Regions from separate parts of the Mus musculus genome. Here all the other regions are linked to region 1. The links are chromatin loops, found by intact Hi-C in ENCODE. Cell type or tissue: heart. All regions are shown on one strand.

Region 1 (8,000 bases):
AGAATGCTCAACAATTTGCAGAATGACAGAGTAACTGTCCTGGAGTTCAGTGGTTAGGAAGGCGTGGCGTGAAGCTTGGAGTTACTCTTCTGACCCAGGAGTCCAAAGAGTCTTCACCAGATTTTCATATGCCTTGCTTGCTTACCTGGGAGCATTTCCTCCCACACTACTCTCTCTCTCTCTCTCTCTCTCTCTCTCTCTCTCTCTCTCTCTCTCTCTCACACACACACCCGTTGTCTTCTCCCCTGTCATTTGTTAGACACAGTAAGCTACCTTCTTCTCTGTGGATGACCTCATCTACTCTGCCCCTTCAGCAGGGTCCTTAAGATGCAGTTAACATATTTCATTTTTCTTTTATCTGATCAGAAATATTGGCTTCCTTAATTCATCCGTTTTGGCTTTTCCTGGGTTAATATCAGATGATGTAATCCCAATAGCATAGCTTGTCATTTCCAGGGTTTCCCTCTTTCTTGCACTTGGGGTACAAGTGGAAAAGGCACAGCTCTAGCACTGGGGTATGTGTCAGTCAGTCTTTGTCAACTTGACACAAACTAGGACACTTGGGAAGAGGGAACCTCAAATGAGAATTTGCCTTCATCAGACTGCCCTGTTGATATATGGGGGAGGGCATTTTCTTGATGATGGATTGACAGATGGAAAAATCTAACCTACTAGGGGTGGTACCACTCCTGGGCAAGTAGTCCTATGTTGTATAAGAACGGCAGCTGATGTCTCTAGTGAGACTATGCCGGGGCCTAGCAAACACATAAGTGGATGCTCACAGTCAGCTATTGGATGGATCACAGGGCCCCCAATGGAGGAACTAGAGAAAATACCCAAGAAGCTAAAGGGATCTGCAACCCTATAGGTGGAACAACATTATGAACTAACCAGTACCCCGGAGCTCTTGACTCTAGCAGCATATGTATCAAAAGATGGCCTAGTCGGCCATCACTGGTAAGAGAGGCCCATTGGACTTGCAAACTTTATATGCCCCAGTACAGGGGAACGCCAGGGCCAAAAAGTGGGAATGGGTGGGTAGGGGAGTGGTGGGGGGGAGGGTGTGGGGGACTTCTGGGATAGCATTGGAAATGTAATTGAGGAAAATACCTAATTTAAAAAATTAAAAAAAAAAAAAAGAACGGCAGCTGAATATAAATCTTCAAAGAAACCAGTTAGCCTCATTACTCCATCATCTCTGCTTCAGTTCCTGCCAGGTTCTTGCCTTGGCTTCCCTCACTGATGAACTGTGTGACCTATAAGCCTAAAAATCCCTTTCCTCTCAGAAGTTCGATTAGGATTTCTTCACCGTACAAGAAAGATGAACTAGGGTTGGCAGGGTCTAAAAGAAATTGTAACTAACAATACTGATTTTTGATTATGCACCAAATGTCTTTTCTAACATGTTTTTAGTATAGAGAGTTAGGAAAATGTTAGGGGGGTGGGGAGAACAAAAATCCAAACAAGAAGCCCCAGCAGCACAGCTGTGTGGTCAGGGATCCTCATCTTCTCTCTGTGGGTATATGTGTATAAGTGACTTGGAGACAGAGTCGCAAGTAACTCAGGCTAGCCTTGAACTCTCTATGGATCCAAGGATGACCATAAATTCCTTTTCCTTTGTCTCCACCCCCTGAGTGCTGGAATTATAGGTGTGTGTCTCCATGTCCTATTTTTTTTAATGTAACATTGCTATCAAACCAAGGGTCTTGTACATGCTAGATCTAGGAGCTGAGCCACACCATCAAATCCTCATTTTATTTTTAAACGAGGGGTCCATCATACCTTTTTCAAGATTTTTGCCTGGCCTCTTCTACTTACTGTGGCCTTGCATGTGTTCCTGTCTTGGAGTAATAGACTACGTGCCTTGATCATCACTAAACACCGTTCTCCTGTGTACTTTATCTATCCATCCCATGTCTGCTGCACACATTTATTCTTGTTCCAATCTCTGTACTACAGTTGGCATCTTTACACGTTATTTTTATAGGCATATCTGCCCATTCGCTTAGAGAAAGCCAGCTTCCAGAAGTTTTATCCTTCTGGGCTTAGGGATGTCAACTTTCTAAAGAAAGACGATAATTCTCAAATGCTGTGGCACTGCTGAGGAACCTGAGATGATGATCATCCCAGGAGAACAGAGAAGCCTTGGTTAGCTCACACAAGGGCCACGCCCTGCACGGCTTTATGAGGAAAGGACAGCCCCTTCCCCTTTGCTCCAGTAGCGTGGTCATCTAGATTTATGTGCTTTCTCCATCTAATCTTTAAATGTTTCTCCTCCAGTCCCTCGGCCCCCAGGCACCCTCAGAATGTCAGCTAAGTACATGCTTCCGTTATGCTCTTGGAGAGGAATGGGAGGTCAGGGGTCAGACTACCTTGGCCTTGAATCCAGCTCCATCACTTACATGCAGCAGTAAGATGCTTGATGCCTGTGTTGTCCTCATTTTCCCTGTTTGTAAGGGGAGGGTACAAATAGAAGCACCTCTAGCTTGGGTCGGGATTACACAGGGGCTTAGAGCAGCGCTCACAGAGACACGGGTAGAAAACAGTAACTGCAGATAAGCATTGTCATCTATTTTCATATTGCTTGGCATTAACATCTGTTGCAAGTACATTTAGCACTGTGGTGTGCATAGGTGGGGGGAGAACTAGTGGATGAGACACCCCTGATACTCGCTCTGATCCTCCCATATCGCAGTTTTCGATTCTCCTCCCTCCCCTCCACTGCGGAGCTTGCTGCTTGTCGAAGTGTGGGTTTTTCTGGCTTTCAGACCTGCCCACATGTGCACGCTTCTCTTTCCCATCCCTCTTGGACCTGCTCTCCTTACCAGCTTATTTGTTCCAGTTAGAAGAACTGGAGCCTGGCCGGCAGCTCTTGCAGTTGGCTTTACCTCTGGGCCATATTGTAAAACCGTTCTCTGTTGCTTAGAAATCTCTTTGATCCACATCTAGATGTATCTTCTCTCCTAGCAGATGTTTCTGAGGAGTTAGAGGATTTTTCTTCTCCCAGTTGCCCAGACCCTGTGCCCCTTCAAGTGCACGTTCATTCAGGATTGTTTCTCTAGCTGACCACAGAGGAGAACCATCTGGTGTTAAGGTTTCCCAGGCCCAGCAGCACCATAAGTAGCCTGGCAACCAGGACATTCAACAGTGTTGACTTCAAGGGAGGAGGGGGGAAGATGTTAGAGATCCCTGCGGGGTGCAGATGGAGTTTCCTAGACACATTCCAGGAGTGCTTTTGATCCAGGGTAGACATGATATAGCTTGTACTATATCTATGGTGTGTTAGCAGAAATGTAAGCTTACCTGGCCTGTTATAGACCAACACAGAAGCAATAAGCTTGAGCAGACAACTGAAAGTTGGGGCACGCATATGTTGACTGGGGTTGCCATGGCAAAGCACCACACATCATGCATCTCTATTAATGGGAACTTATTTTTAACAGTTCTAGAGGCCAGATACATAAAGTCGGGGTGTGAGCGGCACCCGTGCTCCATCTTAGGGCAGTAAGGAAGCAGCTATCCCTGCCTCTTTCTTGTATCTGGTAGCCATGGGCATTTCCTAGCTTATCTATCCAGTGCTGAAACCCTGTCAGTGATGCCAACACATGTACTTGCCCTCGTGTTTATAAATACACCAGTCTTCCTGGGTTTGGATGGTTGTTCCTGACTTGACACTAACCGGATTGTTTCTGCAAAGCTTTTGCTTGTACATGAGGCAGCATGCTGAGATTCTGAGTTGGGAGGAGGACTCATATATATCTGCTTTGAGGAATCCAATTCAGCCCATGACAGAAGGAAAGAGGCTGAGGACCTGTCACCCCTGTGAAGTGTGTGGCGGAGTCAGACAGCCAATTATTTTTAGAATGAACCTTAACAGGAACATCCCCCCCCCTCCACCCCACCCCACCCCGGCACACCGGGGATCTTTTATCAATCCAAGAGCAAAGAGGAAGGTGCCTTCCTTCCTGGACTCAATTCAGCTCTTTCCACTTCCAGCACCACGTTTGCCTTTTACTGTGGGCAACCGGGGAGTTGGAGACTTGTGAGCGAAAGCAAGTAGGGCACAGTTGGGCAGAGAGGGTGGTGCAAAGCCAGAGGGGATGGGTGTGGGGAGGAGGCAGAGAGCAAGTTGAACAAAAGTTGGGGGAGGCTACAGAGGTTTAAGGTGACTGTGAATTCTCATCCCCACCCTGCCTCTGGGCTTCCTGAACTTGGCCTTGAACTGCCTAGGACTACAGCTTCTGTGAGGAAGACTGAGGCAGATGGTGTCTTTGGGAATCCCTTCCTGGCCAAAACAGAATTCTCAGCTGGAGAGCAGGAGGAGCAAATGGGAGCTCTGGGCCGGACCCCTGCAGGGAGCCCAGCCTGTCTTCCTGTGGAAACATCTTCAAGTGGGAACAGGGAGCGAGGCCGCCCTGCCCACGGGGTCATGCAGCACGCATCTGGCGCCTGCCTGAGTGTCTTTAAACTGCTCCCACCGCTCCCCTCCCAGCTCCTGGCTCTCTCCACATGGGAGCCTGCTACTCCTTCTCATGATTCCCATTACTCTCCGACTGTACACATCTGTCTTCGATCGCTGTCAGCTCTGGGAAACCATGCCAAGCTTCGTGAGTGCAGCCCAAGACTGCCTGGGTTATATACTGTGAGGCAAGCACGAGGTGAGAGGAAGACGCTTGTGACTTGGGGCTGCAGTGCCAGAGCCTGGCTTCCCCTCAGACTAGAGTAGGAAGAGGAGGAGGAGGAGGAGGAGGAGGAGGAAGAGGAAGAGGAGGAGGAAAGTCACCATAGAAAAAAGGATCCTTGGACCATGTTTAGCAGCCTGCCCCATCATGGTATTTATACCCATACATATAGGCATGAATGTAAAAATCACATACACACACAGACACATACCTCATTCGAACGCACGAACCACCACGTAGGCATGCTGTTCTAGATTGGTGACTTCCTGCCTGTGTGCTGGAAATTGTACAGCTGATGATATGCCATCCGTAGTCAAGTGGAGCTGAGTTATATATAGCTTCTTGGGATAAGCTGGTTCTTAGTGGTACAAGGTACATTACAAGGCCAATGTCAAGTAGCATCAGCATCCTCAGTCACCATGACAACCAGAAACACCTATATGCCTTTAACGGGCCAGTACCAACTCTTTCAAGGATCTCATAGGTCAACATGAGTTACTGAGTGGACGGGCAATGAATGATAGACCACTTGCATAATTTTTGCAATTTTTTCAACCTCAAAATTTATGAAATGCCAAGAACTGTTGAATCTTATACCCCAGGTAGAACTTCAAGTGTTCTTTGATTCATCTCCTGCTTAGGACCAATGGCATGAATTCCCAAGGCAGAGCAGAAGCCAACTCCTTGGGACAGTCAGGTGCACAAAATCGCTGTTCCATGCCTTCTGTTTTTATCTCTGGCTGTGAGCTCTGGGGCCACCTCCACCTCCCCCCGCCTCACTGGCTCTGTTCCTGGGGTCAGAGCTCTGACATGAATCTGTCAAGTGTCTGGCTGCTGGAGAGGAGGTTTATATAAGATTCCCTTCCTGTAGCTCAGCTCTCATGGGATGACAAGGACCAGATTCAGTATCTGTGCTCTGATATTTGCCAAGACTTTTCCCAGGCTTCCTGGAATAGACAGGGGAACAGAGCAAGCTTCATTAGGACAAGTGACTTGAGCCCAAGTTGACCTGTTGTTTCTAAATAACTGCTCCATGACTCTTGTGAATATGTTGCTAATTCACCCAAGAAAAGTGGCTGCAGGAAAAGAATGGTGGAAAGAGTGATCTCTTGTTGCCACACCCCACACCCTGATGGCTACAGAGCTGAGACAGCCCAGGGCCTGGGTGTACATACTTGCAAGGGACACAAGGACACCATCATCTGTCTTCACTACAGCATATAGAGTAAAGACACAGAAGAAATCTTTGGTGTCTTCAGGATTTTAGAGTGGACAGTATAGTTCCTGGTGTATCAGCAGATGAGATGGACAGAGGCAGAATTAGACAATAGCCAAGTGCTCCTATTGCCAGGAAGTCTGGGAACCTGTGATCAGGTGGATACTGGTGGCCCCTTTACTGCCTGGGCTCTACCCAAGACAGTCCTACCATAATACGCTGGTCTTCATGGAGAATTTTCTTTTTCTCTATTTCCACATTCTTGTTAGATGCTGAGACCCACAGCCTCCAGGCTCCCACCAGTGGGAATGGTGCCCTGTGGAGCCTTTGAGGATGTCATCTTCCTCAAAATCTTTCCCCCACCCTGGCTTTCCTCCTTCTTCTGTGCCATTTCTCACACCTGTTCCTGAAGTCCTTTCTCTTGCCTTCCCTGGGCTCACACCTCTTTCTACAGAGGACAGCCCCTCCTCCCAGTTGTCCAAGATTCCACTGATCTTAACCTGCATGAGGAGGACTCTCAAAATACTCAAGGACTTTCCATAAAGCTACACACCCACATATCCAACTGATCCTTAGGTGCTTACCCAAGTGACTGACAGATCCCTTAAACTTTGTGCTCCTTAAACTAAGTTAGGGATCTCTAAGTCTTTCCACTTCCAGTGAATCTTCTCTACTGTTTTGCATTTTAACAATGGAGTCACCTGCTCCTACTCAAGGTCAAGTCATAGGAGCCATCTACAGGTGATCCTTCCTCTCTGTCATCAGATAACGCAAACCCCTCATAACTCTAATCTCCAAGATTATTTCTTAATTTCTCTTATCTCTTCCTAAATGTCATAACCCCAATAAACTGTGTGTGTGTGTGTGTGTGTGTGTGTGTGTGTGTGTGTGTGTGTGTGGTATGTATGTATTATGTATGTATGTATCACCATTCTTCACATTTGGCAAGGCCAACTGACTTTCCTACATGAAAATATATAGGGTTTCGTCAGTATCACCATCTCCTCCTCCTCCTCCTCCTTTTCCTCTTCCTCTTCCTCCTCCTCTTCCCTTTTCCTCCCTCTCCATCTCTTTACTGCTGAGTCTTAGCACCTAAGTATTTGTTCCCAGCTTTCAGTGTCCTTGAGATAGCAGTTTGATCACGCTCCCAGAGGCCTTTCCACTCCTCTGTCTTAGACCCAAATCCTTGCTGCATGTTCCCATAACACTCTCATTGTTTCCTAACTGCCAACATTTCGTATTGTAGCTCCAGGCTCAACACCCCTGTCACTGGATGCTTCCTGAAGGTAGGAAATGTTTCTGGTGTTCATAGCAGCCAGTACCACTATGAACCTACTGCCAGCCATGTCTAATGCCTGGTGAATCCCAAAGAGTCAACCTCTAATTGTTGAAGGATGGATGAGGGAATGAAAGGCACTTTTTTAGTGAATACCTGGAAGACGATGAAAGTCCAGGGCTAGATTAAGGAAACACTTCCTCGGGGTAACATTGTGAATTCCCAGAACAAGTGACTAACCTCCATTCACTTTGGAAAACATTTATTCCATACTCCAGAGCCAGGCCAAAAAAAAAAAAAAAAAAAAAAAAAAAAAAAAAAAAAAAAAACACCTGAATGAAGATTAATCCCTTCTCACAAAGAGCTTAGACTTCCTTTGAAAATCCTTAAAAGCTCTGGAATCATTTTGACAGGTAAATAAATTGGCTTTTGTTTCTCTATGGCCAGTGGTGTACACACACATACACACACACACAGGCTTATGTACAATCATACATGTGGGGATGGACATCTGTGCTTATCAATGGATATGTCCTAGCCTCTCTTCTATTTCACATGATGGGAAGCCATAGCGCAGCCTGGGCTGTCTGGCATGCCAGGAAGATCCTCATTGGCTGTAGCTCTCAGGGAAGGGGCAAGTCTGGTTCCTACAGTGAAGTTTGTCCAGGACTCTTCTCTTGACACCCCACGTGGGGAGCACCTCTCTCTTGACACCCCACGTGGGGAGCACCTCTCTGGCCCTCTCCTTCCTGTCAGCCCAGATTTGGCTCTTCAGAACACGCTCTTTCTGTGCTTAGGACTCCTCTTGTTTTGTCTGACTTTTCAG
Region 2 (8,000 bases), 85 kb after region 1:
AATTCAATAAATACCACCTTCTGACTCTGTTCCTTTAGAAAACTCTGCTGAATTTATTGGGCTGCCTGAATTCTAGTTACAATAGATAAGAAAGCATTCATTCTGGATTACAGTTCAAGGTTTAAATGTCCAGGGAAATGGCTCAGTGGGTAAAGCACTTGCTGAGCAAACATAAGGTCCTAAGTTCACATCCCAAACACCAATGTAAAGAGCCAAGTTTGGCTACACACATCTGTAGCCCCAGCATTGGAAGACAAAGACAGGAAACCCTGTGCTGGACAGGCACCAATTGGTGTGTTCCACATTCATTTGTGCATTTGTGGGACACTGTCTCAAAACCTAAGCCATATGCATATTCCCACACATGTACAAATAAACACATACACGTTTACATAAAAAGGAATGATATACCTGAATGAGAGAGAGAGACAACATCCTCATAGAGTTCTGTCATGCCATATCAGTTTAGACTAAAAGGCACAGGATACAAGCTGTTATTCACCTTATTGCTCTCAGATAATATACCAGGGAAGCTGACCAGGCTTTGGATACACATGAACTGGGCTAATACTCATGTCCTCCAGAGCATCACAGATGGCCTAGAGGAACAGATAAGTCCTGCTCAGTACCCTCTGACTCTACAACCCTGGGAGCATGCTAGCTTCTATATTGCTATCAACCCCTGTCCTAGCTCTCTCCAATCACTGCCTGAGCCTACAGATCCTGCCTTCTCTTGAGTCCTTGAAGCCATGTCCATGTGAGGACCACAATATCCCTGAAGAATAAAAGGAGCTGTTTGAAGGAAACCAGCATATATTACACACCTTATGTATACTGGGCATGGGATGAAGCACTCTACATATACTGTCACCACAACCCTGGGATCGATGATACCTTACCTTAAAAATCAGGACACAGAGAACATATGTGGCTAAGTACGTCACAGAAAGTAGATCTCAGTCTAGTAAAGTCCTAAGAATTTGGATGCCAGTTTCCAAAATTAGAAGTACATCATCTCTTCGAAACAGCAAGACTCTCTGTAAGTTCTTTATTCTGAGAACTAGTCCAGAGAAAGCTGATTAATTGTACAACTACTTAGCTGCAGGAGAGAGCTAAGTTATTTGTGCATCCAACGAAGTGAAGGGCGCTTTATTAGATGTGAACACTGGAGATGCAGAAGAGAGGGAAGATAAAGCCCATTTTCTTTTGGAATTCACACTGTGGTGCAAGCAAACACGGAGCAAGAGGTAAGTATGCAGTGCTATAATGTTGTTTTGCTTTGGTTTTTTACTTTTAATTGGTTCTTTGTGAATTTCACATCATGCACCCCAATCCCATCCATCTCCCTGCCCCCTTATACCTGTCCTCCACCCTTGCAACCCCCCCAAAAGAGAAAAAGGAAAATAGTCTCACTGTGGAAGCTGTAATGTGTCACAGTGTGTCCCACAGTATACCCTTTTGTCCACACTTCTTTGCTTGCAAATGTTCATTGCAATGACTTGTTGATCTGGTATGTGGCCTCTGGCTTGTGCTGTTCTATCAATACTTGAACCCCACTGGTACTCCTCTTGGACATCCTGTTGTTGCCCCATGTCGTGGAGATCCTATAGTTTTGGATCTGTAGGAACAGCCCCTTCATGCACTCCAGCAATTTGTCCATGGGGTAGATGTTGGGTTGGACCAATTCAAAGTCCTGTGTCTTAGTCAGGGTTTTACTGCTGGGAACAGACACCATGACCAAGGCAACTCTTATAAGGACAACATTTAATTGGGGCTGGCTTAGAGGTTCAGAGGTTTAGTCCATTATCATCAAGGTTGGAGCATGGCAGTGTTCAGGCAGGCATGGTGCAAGCAGAGCTGAGAGTTCTACATCTTCATCTGAAGGCTGCTAGCAGAATACTGGCTACCAGGCAGCTAGGAGGGGGGTCTTAAAGCCCACACCCATAGTAACATATCTACTCCAAAAGGGCCACACCTACTCCAATGGGGCCTCATCTTCGAATAGTGCCAGTCCCTGGGCTTAGCATATGCAAACCATCACACCCTATATCTGGACCTGAGAGGTATCTGAGCTCAGCCCACTGGCTCCACTGTGCCCACACCACCAGGGCAAGCTCTCCTGCCCTGCCCCAGCTGACCCATCCAGTGCCACAGTCAGCAAGGGGGCAGAACCAGTGCTCCATTGCTACGCTCTCTGGTCGAGTCAACTGGACAAGCCGAGAGGCTTAAAAGTCACTCATGAGGCAAAAGAGTTTCAAGGAAGCTTTCCTCCTGGAGTCTAGCGCTCCCTACCCATACAGTAATTTTTCATTCCCACGTTCCATTCCCGCGTTAGTCTAGTGTATGGATCCACGTGCTCTCTTTCATTTATTTTCCTATCATAAGTGCCTTTTAAGATTGAATTCTGACATAGCTAAAGCCGTCCGCCAGTGTTCCAACATTTCTAGTTCGTCCTTAGCAAGACCTTGGGTTTGGAATTCAGTATTGCCCCTGGTATTACACTATCTCTTTGAGTAAAAGTTAGGTCACTGCCCTTCACAGGAATTTACCATCACTAAGGAAGAAAGAAGTTTCTGACCGTAGGAGAAACCAGAATAGATATTTAGAATTATAGCTGAGTTACACCTATATACAGGAATTTACAATGGTTTAGGAAGTAGATCCAGCTGTGGTTTTAGAGTATTGCATTATTCATGAGATGGTTAGCTAGAATGGAACTCCCTAGTTAGAACCATGACTTGGGTGTGAAAGCCCTTGCCCTAGGAGTGAAAAGTTCTCACACCTGGCTTCTAAGACTATAGTTGACCTTAGATAGGGCTGACTCTGTCTCAGTTATTTTATTGCCCAGTTCCTGCCAGTCTTTGCGTTTTCATTTCCTCTGTTCTGTGTAAGAGTCATTAAGCATCCGGTTACCTCATTTGTACCTTGTGGGTATGTCACCCAACTACCTTGTTGTCTTCTGCATAAAAAGTCTGATGTTTGATTTGAAAAATTACATTCAGATTCCACACAAACTCTCCTGCGTGTGTGTCTGTCTGTCATTCATCCACGCTTTGCCCACCTGCGTCAAGAGACCCCGTTCCACGCAGACACAGGGACCCAGAAGGTCTGCGGCACTCCATCTCTTATCCCCTTGGGGCTGGCTTACCACACCATCAGGCCCAGCTCCACTATACTACTCAGGTGAGGTGCCAGGCCCTGCTTTCCTGGGTGCTTCAACAGGTGAGGGGCAGGGCCAGTTTTCTTGAGAATATCAAATGCTTATGCACTGCTACCTGTATAGGACTGAATGGTCCAGGAGAGCCACATCTCTGTGGAGATGTTATCTCCTTTGTCGTCTGTTTCCATAGAGAAGGGATGGAGGACTAGGAAGAGAGCTCTGTGTGTGGATGTGACCTGAAGTGCCCCCTTTCTCCTGTCCTTTGACGTGGAGGTGCTTCTGGTTGTCTGCCTGTTTGAACTCCTGGAGCATACACCATTGGCTCCTCTTGACTCTTCATGTATGGTGACTCCAGTGCCTTCAGCTTTCAGACAGAAAGTTGTGGAGCATCTCAGCTTCTGTCACTGTGTGAAGCAGTTGCTTCTATAAACCTCATCTATGTGCCCAGAGTATCTTCTGCTCCCTGGAGAACTATCACTCATACAGAACTCACATGACCCTTTGACTCAGGCTTCACTCGGGGGAGAAACTGGGTCTTCCTGCTTCTCCTCAGCAGCTCCCTCAGGAGTTCCCAGTGCTGCTCCCGGGGGCTTCTGGGATTTGACTGGGTTAAAGGAAAGACAGTTGCATCCCACACTCTTAGCTTTAACAGAAAGCAGAAGGCGTGCTCTAAGGAGCATGAGGCAGGAAGAAGGCATCAGGGAGAGAAAGGGATGGAAGGATGGGAAAGGGAATGGATCTTGGAGCCAATCTTGTACACCATACAGGTGACCAGACATTGCCTCCTCAAGGATAGCAGTATGATCTGTAGCTATTCGCAGGATGCTGGGCAGCTTTGATCTCTTTATCAACAAAATAGAGACAAGAAATCTTATCTTGTGGCGTTGTTTTCACATGGCAGGGAATCATAAGCCCTTAGCATAGGAACTGGTGGTGGAGGGAACCATCTAGGGTCTCAGAAGACAAGGCTTGGAAGACTGGATGCAGTCTGCGCTCTCTTGAACAGATACTTCCTACTGGCTTCCTCTCGCCTTCAACTTTTCAAAGTCGCCCCTTTCCTCCTGTTTAAAGGCCCTAGAATCCTTTAGTTTTGTATGCAGTAAGGTGTGAACAAAACCATGGCTTGGGAAAAGGGTAGGTTTTGAAGCAATGAGCCCAGCTAAGAAAATTACCTTTCTGGGCTTGTTTTCAACTAGAGGTAGTCTTTAGCAATTTCCCAGATAATGATGTGTATAATGGCTCAGATCGGAAATCTCCCCAAAAGACTCACATGTTGTAGGCTGGGTTCCCATTGTAGCAATGTTCAGAGGTGGGACTTTGGGGCCATAGTCAGATCATGCGCTCTATGGCATTGTCAGTGGATTAATCATCTCTTCATATTTTTATGGACTATTCTCAGGTGACAGGAACTTGGGCAGTTCCTAGTTGAAGGGAATGTCTTTGTAGCTGTCCTCTTGGGGGTATATCTTAGCCTTACAGATATATCTTACACTCCCACTTCCTGGTGCCATGAGCTAAGCAGCTTTGATCCACTACATTGTCTTCATCATGATGCTCGCTTCACTACAGCTCTAATAAGAACTGGACTGAAGCCTTGAGTTAGGGTTGATATTTTCTCCCTGTTAGTTGTTTATCTCAGCAATGGAAAGCTGACTCACAGAACATATAGCCAACTTAGCTTCAGCTGATAGAGCCCTAGGTTTTAGATTTGTTTGTTGGCTTTCAGTGTGGTGGTGGTGGTGGTGGTGTGTGTTTGTGTGTGCATATGTGTGTGCATGTGGATGTGGCTATGTGTGTACATGCTCGGAGAAACTGGAGATCAATACCTGCCTCCCCAATTGTTTTCTACCATAATTTAATTTTATTCATTTCATTTTTATTGGAGAGAGAAGAGAGAGGAGACAGAGGGAGGGAGACTCACACAAACACACAAAGACAGAGATAGAGGAGAGGGAAGAGGAGGGGGGCAGGTTGAAGCTGAAAGGATAGCTTCCAGGAATTGAATTCTCTTCCCTCTACATGGGCTCTAAGGGGCTGACTTGGGTTGTTGGACTTAAGGGACAAGCACTTTCAACAATTAACCCGTCTTGTGGTATCTTTTACCTTAATTTTTGAGAGAGGTTCTCTCACTGAAGTGAGACCTCATTGACCTGTCTGCATCCTCCGCACTAGGTAACAGCTTTTCTCTTGAGGGCTGGAGAGCTGAGGTAGAGGTAGAGTCCTCATGCTTGCTTAGAAGCACTTTACTGAAGAGATATCATCTCCCCAGGCCTGGATCTCCTATCTTACCTCCACTTTACTCCTTCTTTCCTGTGGAGGAGAATGGTGTCTATCTAGCACTGGAGCCTTCTTATACCCATGCAACAGTCTTGATGAAGAGAATGTGCCTCCCAGCCATGCCCTTTCTACACTTTGAGACCATTTGGCATATACTCAGGACCCCGCCACTTTTTACTCTAAAGTCCTAAGCCCATTTCCAAAGCTGTGCAATGTTCCTTCCTGTATATTTCCTGCTAGGATGGACCATATCTTTATTGCATACACCTCTGAGTCCCAGGGTATACCTGAAGTCAGAGGAACAGATGTCTTCAAGGAGACTCTGATGTTCTCCAGTCTTGGGCAGAGAAGTTACCTCCCTTGTCCCTACTCAACACCACCATACCACTAGACCTAGTTCATACCTTCCCAAGAATTCTAGTTACAGAAATTATCTTTAATTAGATACATTCAGAATTTAAATCATTTGCCTTACTTCCCCTCAAATAGCCTTAATACCATTTTCACCATTTCTAAGGTCACAGTGATAGTAACCTGGCCTCTCTGGCCCAGGCAGGACAGTCAGGCGGTGTTGCTGGTGGCAGCATTTGTCTTACCTGGAACTTGGTTTCCTTTCATTTCAGACTAGTCCATCCCAAGCTTTGAGCTCATTTACCCATTTGCAATCTGGCTTCTTGGCTGGGATGAGGTTGATAGATTCTGGGCTGGAGGCATTGATAAGGAGACCTCCAGAATAATATAGGAGCCGCTGAAGTTATTAGCATGTGTCTGAGGCAAATCTCCACTAAACTGAAGAGAATCGTGCACCTGTTGGCATCTTGAGTTCTTTTCTCAGCAAGAGGGGTGGGGGGGGGGGGGTTGGGGATGCATTTGTTACCAGTGGCTGAGGTCTGAGATGGATATTTCCAGGTACTTGGCCTCTACTCAAGAATGAAGTAAAAGCCCACACAGATTATAACATAGTAAGAAAACTTTATTTAAAAGCCAAGCAATACTGTGGATCATTAAGGAATTACACTGCAAGGGAGCACATAAAAGAATATTCCACACAGTGAGAGGACAAAAGCACTCGAGGGGCTAAGTGATTACTTGGAGCCTTTTAGGGGGTTCAAGAGAAGGAGGGTTTTGCTGCTTACAAGCATAGTTTGGGAGTACTCGGTTTTGAATGACAAGTAACCATTCCCAAACTGCTCATGTTTCTCTCTGTACTGACAGGTTTTGTGTGCCAACTTGACACAAGCTGGAGTTATCACAGAGAAAGGAGCTTCAGGTGAGGAAATGCCTCCATGAGACCCAGCTGTAAGGCATTTTCTCAATTACTGATCAAGGATAGGAAGGCTCATTGTGGGTGGTGCCATCCCGTGGCTGGTAGTCTTGGGTTCTATAAGAAAGCAAGCTGAACAAGCCAGGGGAAGCAAGCCAGTAAAGAACATCCCTCCATGACCTCTGCATCAGCTCCTGCTTCCTGACCTGCTTGAGTTCCAGTCCTGACTTCCTTTGGTGATTAACAGCAATGTGGAAGTGTAAGCTGAATAAACCCTTTCCTCCCCAACTTGCTTCTTGGTCATGATGTTTGTGCAGGAGTAGCAACCCTGACTAAGACACTCCCCATAATGCATCTAATTTTAATTATACTCATGCCCAAATGTGCTTCGTCATAAGATGGTAAGTAGATGGTTTCCCCTAAAAGTTCACTTTCAGGGTGAAGTTTGCCTTATCACGAACATTCTCAAAACCAGTTCAGACTGGATTGGCCTTCCACCTTTCAAACCTGAATGCATTCAAAATACATTTAAATAGAAACTATAAGGTTTTTTTAAATTTTAATTATTATAGTTTTTTGTTTGTTTTACATGTATGAGTGTTTGCCTGGCACGCACAAATGTGCATACACCATAAGCATGCACCATGAGTACACAGTGCTCATGCTGGCCAGGGGAAGGCTTCAGATCCTGTAGAGCAAGAGTGGCAGATGGGTGTGAGCTACCATGTGGGTGCTAGCAACTGAACCTAGGTCCCTGGCAGAACAACCAGAGCTCGCAACCACTGAGCCAGCTCTGCAGCTCAGAAGCTTCAAGTGGTCGTTCTCAAGGAGAGGTACAGCTTATCCTATTGGTCAGAGGGGACTTAATTCAGTGTATGCAGGTGTTAATTCTATGTTACTAGGAGGTTGCTAGGTACATTGTTGTGGCGTGTTTGTGCACAGCACACAACTAAGAATATCAGTCATTATTAGAAAAGGGATGTGAATATTGTCTAAAACCATTCCCTATGCTTGCCTCCTTCATACTGAGTAGGTATAGAGATAACAAGCTTCGTCGTCATGCTTCTGGAAGAGACTGGTTTTATAAAAGTAGCAAGCGTTAATGAAAATGAATTTATTGGCATTTAAACTCTTACGTAATATTGACCAACCGTCAGCCACCTTGAGTGCAGAAGTGACTTTGGCTTAGTCACTCGTGGAAAACTTTCTACTTGGCCCAGTCCAAATTCACCTGAACCTAATTAAAAGCCGAGACTTTATCTCTGAAGCTTAGCAGAGAAGATGAAGGGCCAGCTGTGA
Region 3 (8,000 bases), 96 kb after region 1:
TGGTAATTGTTCAGTAATTCGTGGACACAACACTGTATTTGAGATAGTCCTCCATCACTTAGTCATCTGGAAGGCCAGTTCCAAACTAAGCAAATGCAGTAATGCCAAGGGTGCAAACCAGACAGAGCCCGCCCTCTGCAGAGGTCATTCTAGCAGAGGCTTCATTCCCTAGCAGTCGAGGATGCCTCTTACTCTGGAGGCTTATGAGCAACCATCATCATCTCTACTCAGGGTGCTTACCTGAGATATGCATTTCTAACCATGGATGAGAAGTTTCCTTCTCTGTTCTCTGCATTTGCTAACTACAATGCCAGGCCAGGGTCCTGTGGCTTACCAAGAATAGACCTTGGAAGAGCCATCCTCCAGATAGGACAGTCTCCCAGAAGAGGTGGGACTTACTTCAATGGGACAAGAGGGACTAGTGTCCAGCCCAGCCTGGTTCCAGCATGGGATGTGTTTTCATTGTTAGATCACAGCCCAGCTAGCTACTCTCCCCTCTAATTCGAGCCACACTACCTGCAGTCTCCCTCTCTCAAAGCTGCCTACACAGCTGCTGTGGACAGACTCAAAACTCTCACAGAGAGCTGCATTCTCTCTTCCAGCTTGCAGCTGTGAGACAACCTTGAATTATAACTTAACTTCATCAGCACTTTCTGACTTCTAGCACATAAGCTAAGTCACATGAACCCTTCCTCTGATGGCTCTGAAACCTGTAAGAGTTGGAAACCAGTTTTGCCTGAAGGTACTGAAGAGTGTCTCCCTTCGGGATCGCTTCGCTCTGTCTACAGTGCAGAGCCCTAACTCCTTTAATATTCCAGAACTGAAGATTCTCTCCCCTCAGGACCCCCATCCTGGTATGCTCACCACCTCTCCCTCCCTCAGTTAATGCCCTCCTGCTTCAGAGCCTCATGGTTCAGAGCCTGTGGCTGTGAGCTTTTAACACTCTCAATAAAGCTTACCAAGAGGACAATTTTGTCTCAGAGTCCTTGCTGTAAACCTGTATCATTTTTTATTGTCTTTAAATTCATCACCAGATATACAACTGTCTCCATGAAGACTATGGAGATGTGTTCTCTCTACGTATGCATGTATATATGTGTGTATGTATGTATCTAATATCTCTATCTGCTTCTCTCTCTCCCTCCCTATCTTTTCCCTCTCTCTCTCTCCAATGAATAATGAGGTACACACACTCTAGATTGGGGCCAACTAAAGTCTGATGCTTAGTTCTATTGCTTACATTGGTCCCTGGAGCAGAGAGAGCCTCAGTTTCCTTCCCTGCCCATGCCAGTGTTGGAATTCTCTGCTGCTACAATTTCTGGCATCCAATGAGAAGCTCTAGTCCCATGAGGGATGACATAGGAATGTTCCCTTCCTGTACATGCAGGCCTGAAGTGACACCATCCTCAGGGGCATCTCCTGCTTGCTGAGAAGAAAGTAGAAGACCCCCAACTCTAAATTCCAAGCTAATGTTTCTCATAGGAGGGGACATCCTCCCTTGGAAGGGGGAGGCTAGGCTTGGAAGCATGACTTCATACAAGGTATTTCTAGAAAAAAAAAAAAAAGAGCTAGGTATGTTGATTCAAGAACCCTTCGAGATTACACTCATCCGGCAGAAGAGGCCATTTTTCTAAATTTGAAAAAAAATGTCCTTCTTCTTTGCAAGTCATTTCTCTTCTACTCGTCATATTATGATTAGAGTACTGGGGGAATCTCTGAGCCTAACCTGTGCTACTATGGCCACAGAGCCTGAGTGTGAGTCATGGCCTTGTGATCAATAATCTGTTGATCATTGCTGTAGAATTGACACAGGTCTCCCGTGGTCCATTCACAAAAAGGACTGGGGGCTCTTCTCTAACCCTCTGTGTGGGTGTCAGTGGCTCAGAGAATGCCTTCAGAAACCCCCCTGTACATAGAGTAAGACAGATGTAACACATGAAGCCTCTGGGGGAGCTATGAATGCCCCTCCCCCTTGATTGATCTCCCTTGAGCTACATGAGTGAACAAGAGATTAATAGGAAAAACAGTTTGGCCTCCAAGTTTGTGACGTGAACCATCCCGGGAGGGTGGGGGTGGGGGGATGAGACAAGGGAAACCTTTCTTTCGCTGGAATCTGTGAAGATCAAACAAGGTGACATGTTTAGTTCTTATCCCAGAAGGTGACGCCTGTGGAATGCTTGATGGGGGAGGGGGGTGTAACTACCCTGCCTATGATTCCCTGTTACAGGAGGTCCCCACTGGTCTCCAGCAGAGCACACAAGGTCTTATGTCAATTTCCAAGCAAGGTAGCTTCATCCCCATAGAGGAGGCTGAGATGTGAGCCCAAAGGGAATCCTTGTAGCTGTGAAAGAAATGAAGCAATTGGCTGAGTCTTCCTTCAGTCCAGTGATTGTTGAAGCAAGTTTAGTGCCCACAAAGAAAATGATGCCTACACTGATGCAGGCTATCTTCGGGGACTCCCCAAAGGGCTTTCAGGACTGTAAGTCCAACAGAAAGAGGAGAAGCCCTTTGCAAGTCAGAAGGAACATTCTTAGAAACATGGCAGAACCATAGATGTTTCCCTAAATTTAGTGATGCTATTAAGATTCCTCTGAAATGACTGAGCTGAAACGAACTTTTCTCCATGTGTAATTTTAATCAGAAATATGAAACAAATGTTGCTGAGACTTGCATTCCCACTGTCCTCCATTGACAGTGTTGCTCTGAGAAGGCAAAGAGCACACAGAGATGTGACAGAGAACACCTACAAAGACTCTAAAGATGTAAGAGTCAGCTCACAAGGAACAAATGGCTTGGTTAGTCTGTGAGGTTTGTAACATTACCCTAACGGTTGTATTTTGTTGTGGTTTTTATCATCAGGCTACACATGGAATTCATCTTTATCCTAGCTGTATTTTATAATTTTGGTTACTTTTCTTAGGTGCCTAAGACTGTAAAAAAAAAAAAAAAACTCCTATTTCCATGGTACCAAGACCTGCACATCAGTGATTTCCTTTTGGAGCAATGTATGTGGAGAGGAGCTGTATGTATGCTGCCTATGTTGTGCTCCCTTGATGCCCTAACTCAAGGGCAAGAGTATTTCTCTTAGTTCATAGCTTCAGAGGGCTCAGTCTGTTGGCAGCTGGTCTCTCGTGCTTGGGTAGTGGTACTGTGTGGTAGAAGGCAGCTGTTCACGTCAAGGTATACAGGAAACAATGAAGACACAGGAAGGAGCCAGGGATAATAGACTCAAGTGACCTACTTTTCAAACTAGGTAGGTCCTACCTCTTGAAGTTTCTAGAGCCTTCCAAACTAGTAGCGCCAGCTAAGGATCGACCATGCAATGGAGACAGAAAGGCATTCAGGAAAAGATTCAAGAAGGAAGTAGGAGCCACTGGAGGAAGCAGATGAAAAGAAGAAGCCCTGCCTTGTTAAAGACAGCAGGCAATAAATCGAGGCAAGGACAAGAGAATCTGGGGGACAGGTGGGCACAGTGAAGGCAGGTGTCAGCAGTTAAGAAAACCAAGCATGAGGATGACGTGATGAGACAGGAAGTGAAGAGAGAGCAAGAACGCAGCCCTGGGAAACAGAGTGGAGAGGCCTAATTGAGGGGCTTCATCTGTTTCTCCATCAGCAGCCTCCCTTAAATCAAGCAGATGTGGTTCCTGATAGAAGATGACACACGCTTTCTGCAGAGTCCGAGACAGGCCAAGCAGAGTCCATCATGCTGGGAGCAAACTAGGAGCAGGTTCTGGTGTGGGATCCTTGTCAAAAGAATGCCTCTCTCCCTTAGGACTCAGGGCTTTATCCCCCTAATTGAGCAAGACAACCTGGCTCAGAAGCCTCTGTCCTCTGTGCCTCTCCATCAGACTAACAGGAAGTGAGAGGAAGCCAGGGCCATCAAGCAGAAGGTTCTTGAACTGACAAGCAGACAGTCCAGTCCCTTTGAATTTCCACCTGGACGTTGCCTTGTTCTTCCTTTCTGGAGATAGCATCTGCTGCACTGTGACTTCTAGCTTGCTTCTGCAAGCGTTCATCCCTGGTGGCATTGCCATTCGCTGCTGTGCTGGACAAGAAAAGGGAAGAAGAGTGGGGAAGCAGCTGGCCAGATGTGCAAGTAGGGCTGCCTGCTGGGGTCACATCTGCTGTCTTCAGAAAGTGGGCTGCACATGAAGGGTGGGGTCTGCTCTCTGGCGCCCTCTGCTGTAGCTGAGAGATTTAGATATTGGAGTGGGTGGGTTCAAGAGTGGAATTGGCAGGCAATGGCCATATGAGTCTCAGATGGCCAGGGTGCATGTTGAAAAGATGAGTCAAATGGGAAGGTGGAAGGTAAGACTGAGTCATCTGTAATGAGCCACACCTTTCACATGTACCACGCTATAGGGAACCTAGAATTGTGCGTGTCAGAACAGAAGCGGATGTCAGGGCTTACCCAGTCCCATGCCTTGGCTTGCTAGATGAGCAACTTGTCTTGGAAAACACACTGTAGATAAAGTAGAAGAGCCATTGATACAGGCAATGAAGGACAGACAGCAGGGCCACAGGAGGGCTTGGAGGGGAGCCACACTTCCTTGCTTCATATAAGCAAGTGCTTAGGTGGGACTTACAGAAAATAGTGGAGGCTAAGAATGGACTGAGTCAGGGGAAGAGGACAGAGGAAAAGGGGCATCCTGATTCTAGGAAGGACATTGTACCAGAGTAGAGAGGATAGGACAAAGCTCTAAAATGTTGAAAGAGCAGGTGGTGGGCATGAAGATTATACTCTAAAGAATCAGCTAGAACTTCAGTGTTTTCCTGAAGTTGCCGAGGCAGTTGAAATGCGTATTATGGGAGCTTGCCGTCAACCTGGATGGACCAGAGACATCCAGAGACAAAAAGGTGAATAAGCAGGTTTTTGTATGTCAGGCATATTAAATGAAAGAAGCTCACTTAAAGACACATCCTGGTGAGATATTTTTTAATTGCAAGAAACACTTTTAAAATCTCACATGAGCCAAAGCAGTAGAAATAAAGAGCTTCAAAAGAAATATCCATCAAGTTGGCTCCAGAGGCCATTCCTCCAAAACCCTAGAAGAACAAGGATTAATTGTCATAGCCACGGTATTTTGAAAGAGAAGATGGTGACCTGAGAATGGGAAATCCAGCCAAGCCGTCATTCCAACATGAAAGCAGCCCAGAAACACATCTGCTGAGGGAATACACCACTCACATACCCATGTCTTAGGTCAGGTTCTCTGGAAAGCAGCCCCAAGATGAAGGGCTGCATGCCTTCTTTGCAGGAGCTTAACAGAGAACAGGTTCCTGGGAGAGGGGAAGGAGAACAACAGAACTGAGAAGGAGAAACTGAGCTACAGTAAGCACAGAGCATGGAGGCTCAGGGGACACAGTCACCCACCATGGTGGAAAGGGAGCTCTGGGGCTGAGAGACCCCTTAAGACTGTGCCTGCCTGGACACAGAGACAAAATGAGCCCAAGCTCTGCTGAGTATAGAGTCCTAATGCAAGGGCATGGTCTTGGCCCAGGAAGTTCCCTTATATTACCCACAATTCTCAGAGAGTCACTATGTAAGGCCATAAGCATCAGAACTAAGAGGACCTGGTAGTGCCTTTAATTCTGCCTTATGGCATTTTAACCCTGGCCAACTGGCAAATGAACGTGCCAATATAAAATACCACGGTTTTCTTATTTTTTCTTTTAAAATTATTGATTTATTATTTTATTTGCAGGAGTTTTTGCCTGCATATATGTGTATGTATGTATAATATATATGTATGTATGTATGAAGAGTCAGTCTCTCTCTCTCTCTCTCTCTCTCTCTCTCTGTGTGTGTGTGTGTGTGTGTGTGTGTGTGTGTGTGTGTGTGTTAGGAATCAAAGCAGGATCCCTCACAAGAGCAACACATGCTCTTAACTGATAAGCCATCTCTTCAGCCCCTCCTAATTCCTAACTCCGAACTTTGCTTGGTTATAGCTTTCAAACTGTAGAACAAAATTTGATCCTTTGGCTTCTCCATCTTAATTCTCACTTCCATAAGTTCCTCCCACAGGCCAGTCACATCTCCCACTGCCATTTAAGATCAGACAAGAAACTGCTGAGTTTGAGTGTCTGTCTCTCAGTCTCTTTCTCTCTTTCTCATTTTCTCTTTCTCTCTATCCCTATCTCATTTTGTCATCAATGACTAATGCATTTGTAAGGTTAGTTGTATGGGCAGGGTTTGCAACAGCAAGACTTCCATTTATCTCACAAGAAGCCAAACTTAAATACAACAAAGCCATGACCATTGTTTTGAGGCAGGGACTTAGTAGAGAGTTTCTGAATCCTCCGGAGCCTTATTGAGTCGAACAGAATTCCATTCCCACAAGTGGGATCATCTGAGGTGGGTCCAGTCTGGAAGTCTTCATGCTGTGAGGAGGCACAGGATGAAGACTTAGCTTCTATTTATTACACCTGGTTTTTTGATATGAAGAAAATGTTACCAGGTGTGATGACGCACACTTTTAATCCCAATGCTTTCAGGAGGTAGGAGACTGGTGGAGTTCAAGGCCAGCCTGTTGCACATAGAGAGTTCCAGGCCAGCTGGAGCTCTGTAGTAGAAGCCTGTCTGAGCACACACACTCATAAAAGAAAAAGAAAAAAGAAATCCCGTTGAACTGATTCATACCAAGCAACCATTAGAAGGCATTTATTTCTGTCCTCTATAGGGAAAGTTTGCTGATGGCTAAGGAAAAGACCCAGTTCATCACCAGGCCCCTCCTCATCCCAGTCCCTGCCTAGGTATGGACCGCTTCTCTTCTCAATGTGTCTGACTCAGATTATGCCATTTGTGGAACCGGAATTCTGTTCAGCTCAACAAGGCTCCAAAGGATCCAGAAACCCTTTGCTAAGTTTCTGCCTCTAAACAAGGGCCACAGTTTTGTCATATTTAAGTTTGCCTTCCCATAAGAGAGATAGATGGAAGCCTTTTCTTTTGCAAATCCTGCCAACACAACCTACCAGCCTTATAAACGCATGAGCCGTTGGTTACAAAATGAGTCATAGTTGAGAAAAGAAAGGAAAACAACAGCACACACACAAGCTGGTTGCAAATGACCTCTTGGAGGTAAGTACTGAGGTGGCTTAAGCTCTTCTGTTTCTTTTGCATTTTCTAAATCTTCTTCCAGGACTGGAGAGATGGCTCGGGGGTTAAGAACATATACTTCTCTTGCAGAGAACATATGTTAGGGTCCCAGTACCCACACACGGTGTCCCACAGCTGCCTCAGACTCCAGCTCCAGCAGCCCCACCTCCCTCTTCTGGATTCCCATGGCACACCACTGCATGACACGTGCACACTTACACACATAAATAAAAATGAAAATTTAAATTAAAAAATGAATATTTCTCAGTGGACACATGTAATTTTAAAAATTAAACATTATTTTGAATCTATGCATGTGACTGCCTGTATTGTATGAACACAAATAAACTTATGTCAAGTATTAATATATCTGGATATAAACTAATGTGAGATATTTATACACTATATCTGGGAAGGGAATAAGATAATGAGTGACCTTATCTATTTTTTCTTCCTTCATTATTTCTGAGTTTTATTCACAATGTTTCCTCACGAAACCATAGAACAACAATAATTTTCTCAAAAGCCAAGAGAGGGAATTTTAATGTTTGCTCTGTTTTTAAGACCTCGGCTACCATTTCTCTACCCAAAGTAACAAGCATTCCAGAAAACTCTCTTTCTTGAGTACACTATCTCACTGCTACTGCTACTGGGATAAATAAAGCACTGGCATCCAGTGGTCTGTCTGGTAACAAGCATGAGCCTGAGCTTATCTGAGCCCAAGATGAGAGTGAGTGGTATAATCTCTCATGCTCCCGTGGTACTATGGAGGGCACTACTCAGTCTTTCCACAGTTGGAACCTGCATGGGGTCAGATTAGCTTGCCGTTCTGTATGCTGTGTAGACCTCCCCAAGTGGTTCTTTCAGACCTGAACCTGAGGATGTGAACCTAGGCTGCCACAGG

The links. A loop is a pair of places that touch in the nucleus more often than their neighbours do. Peaks named below come from ENCODE experiments on the same cell type or tissue, not always from the same donor. Only the 100,000 strongest peaks of a DNase experiment are listed, where the experiment ranks them.
Region 2: a loop joins it to region 1, with 1.9 times the contacts of the local background. A loop is called at or near these places in 3 of 42 quality-filtered maps.
Region 3: a loop joins it to region 1, with 1.9 times the contacts of the local background. A loop is called at or near these places in 3 of 42 quality-filtered maps.

Annotation. Positions count from the first base shown.
Region 1 is chr6:126,138,150-126,146,149 of GRCm38, reverse strand. The region is part of intron 1 of Ntf3 (neurotrophin 3); the gene reads left to right. Among named protein-coding and RNA genes, the nearest start is that of Ntf3, 23 kb to the left of the region's middle. In heart, no CTCF peak of the experiment used is centred here; DNase peaks (open chromatin) are centred at 2,309, 3,909, 4,489 and 5,509; H3K4me3 peaks cover 384 bases; H3K27ac peaks cover 3,724 bases.
Region 2 is chr6:126,053,632-126,061,631 of GRCm38, reverse strand. No RefSeq gene overlaps it. Among named protein-coding and RNA genes, the nearest start is that of Ntf3, 110 kb to the left of the region's middle. In heart, no CTCF peak of the experiment used is centred here; a DNase peak (open chromatin) is centred at 3,741.
Region 3 is chr6:126,042,267-126,050,266 of GRCm38, reverse strand. No RefSeq gene overlaps it. Among named protein-coding and RNA genes, the nearest start is that of Ntf3, 120 kb to the left of the region's middle. In heart, a CTCF peak has its summit at 4,182 (motif pointing left); a DNase peak (open chromatin) is centred at 4,056.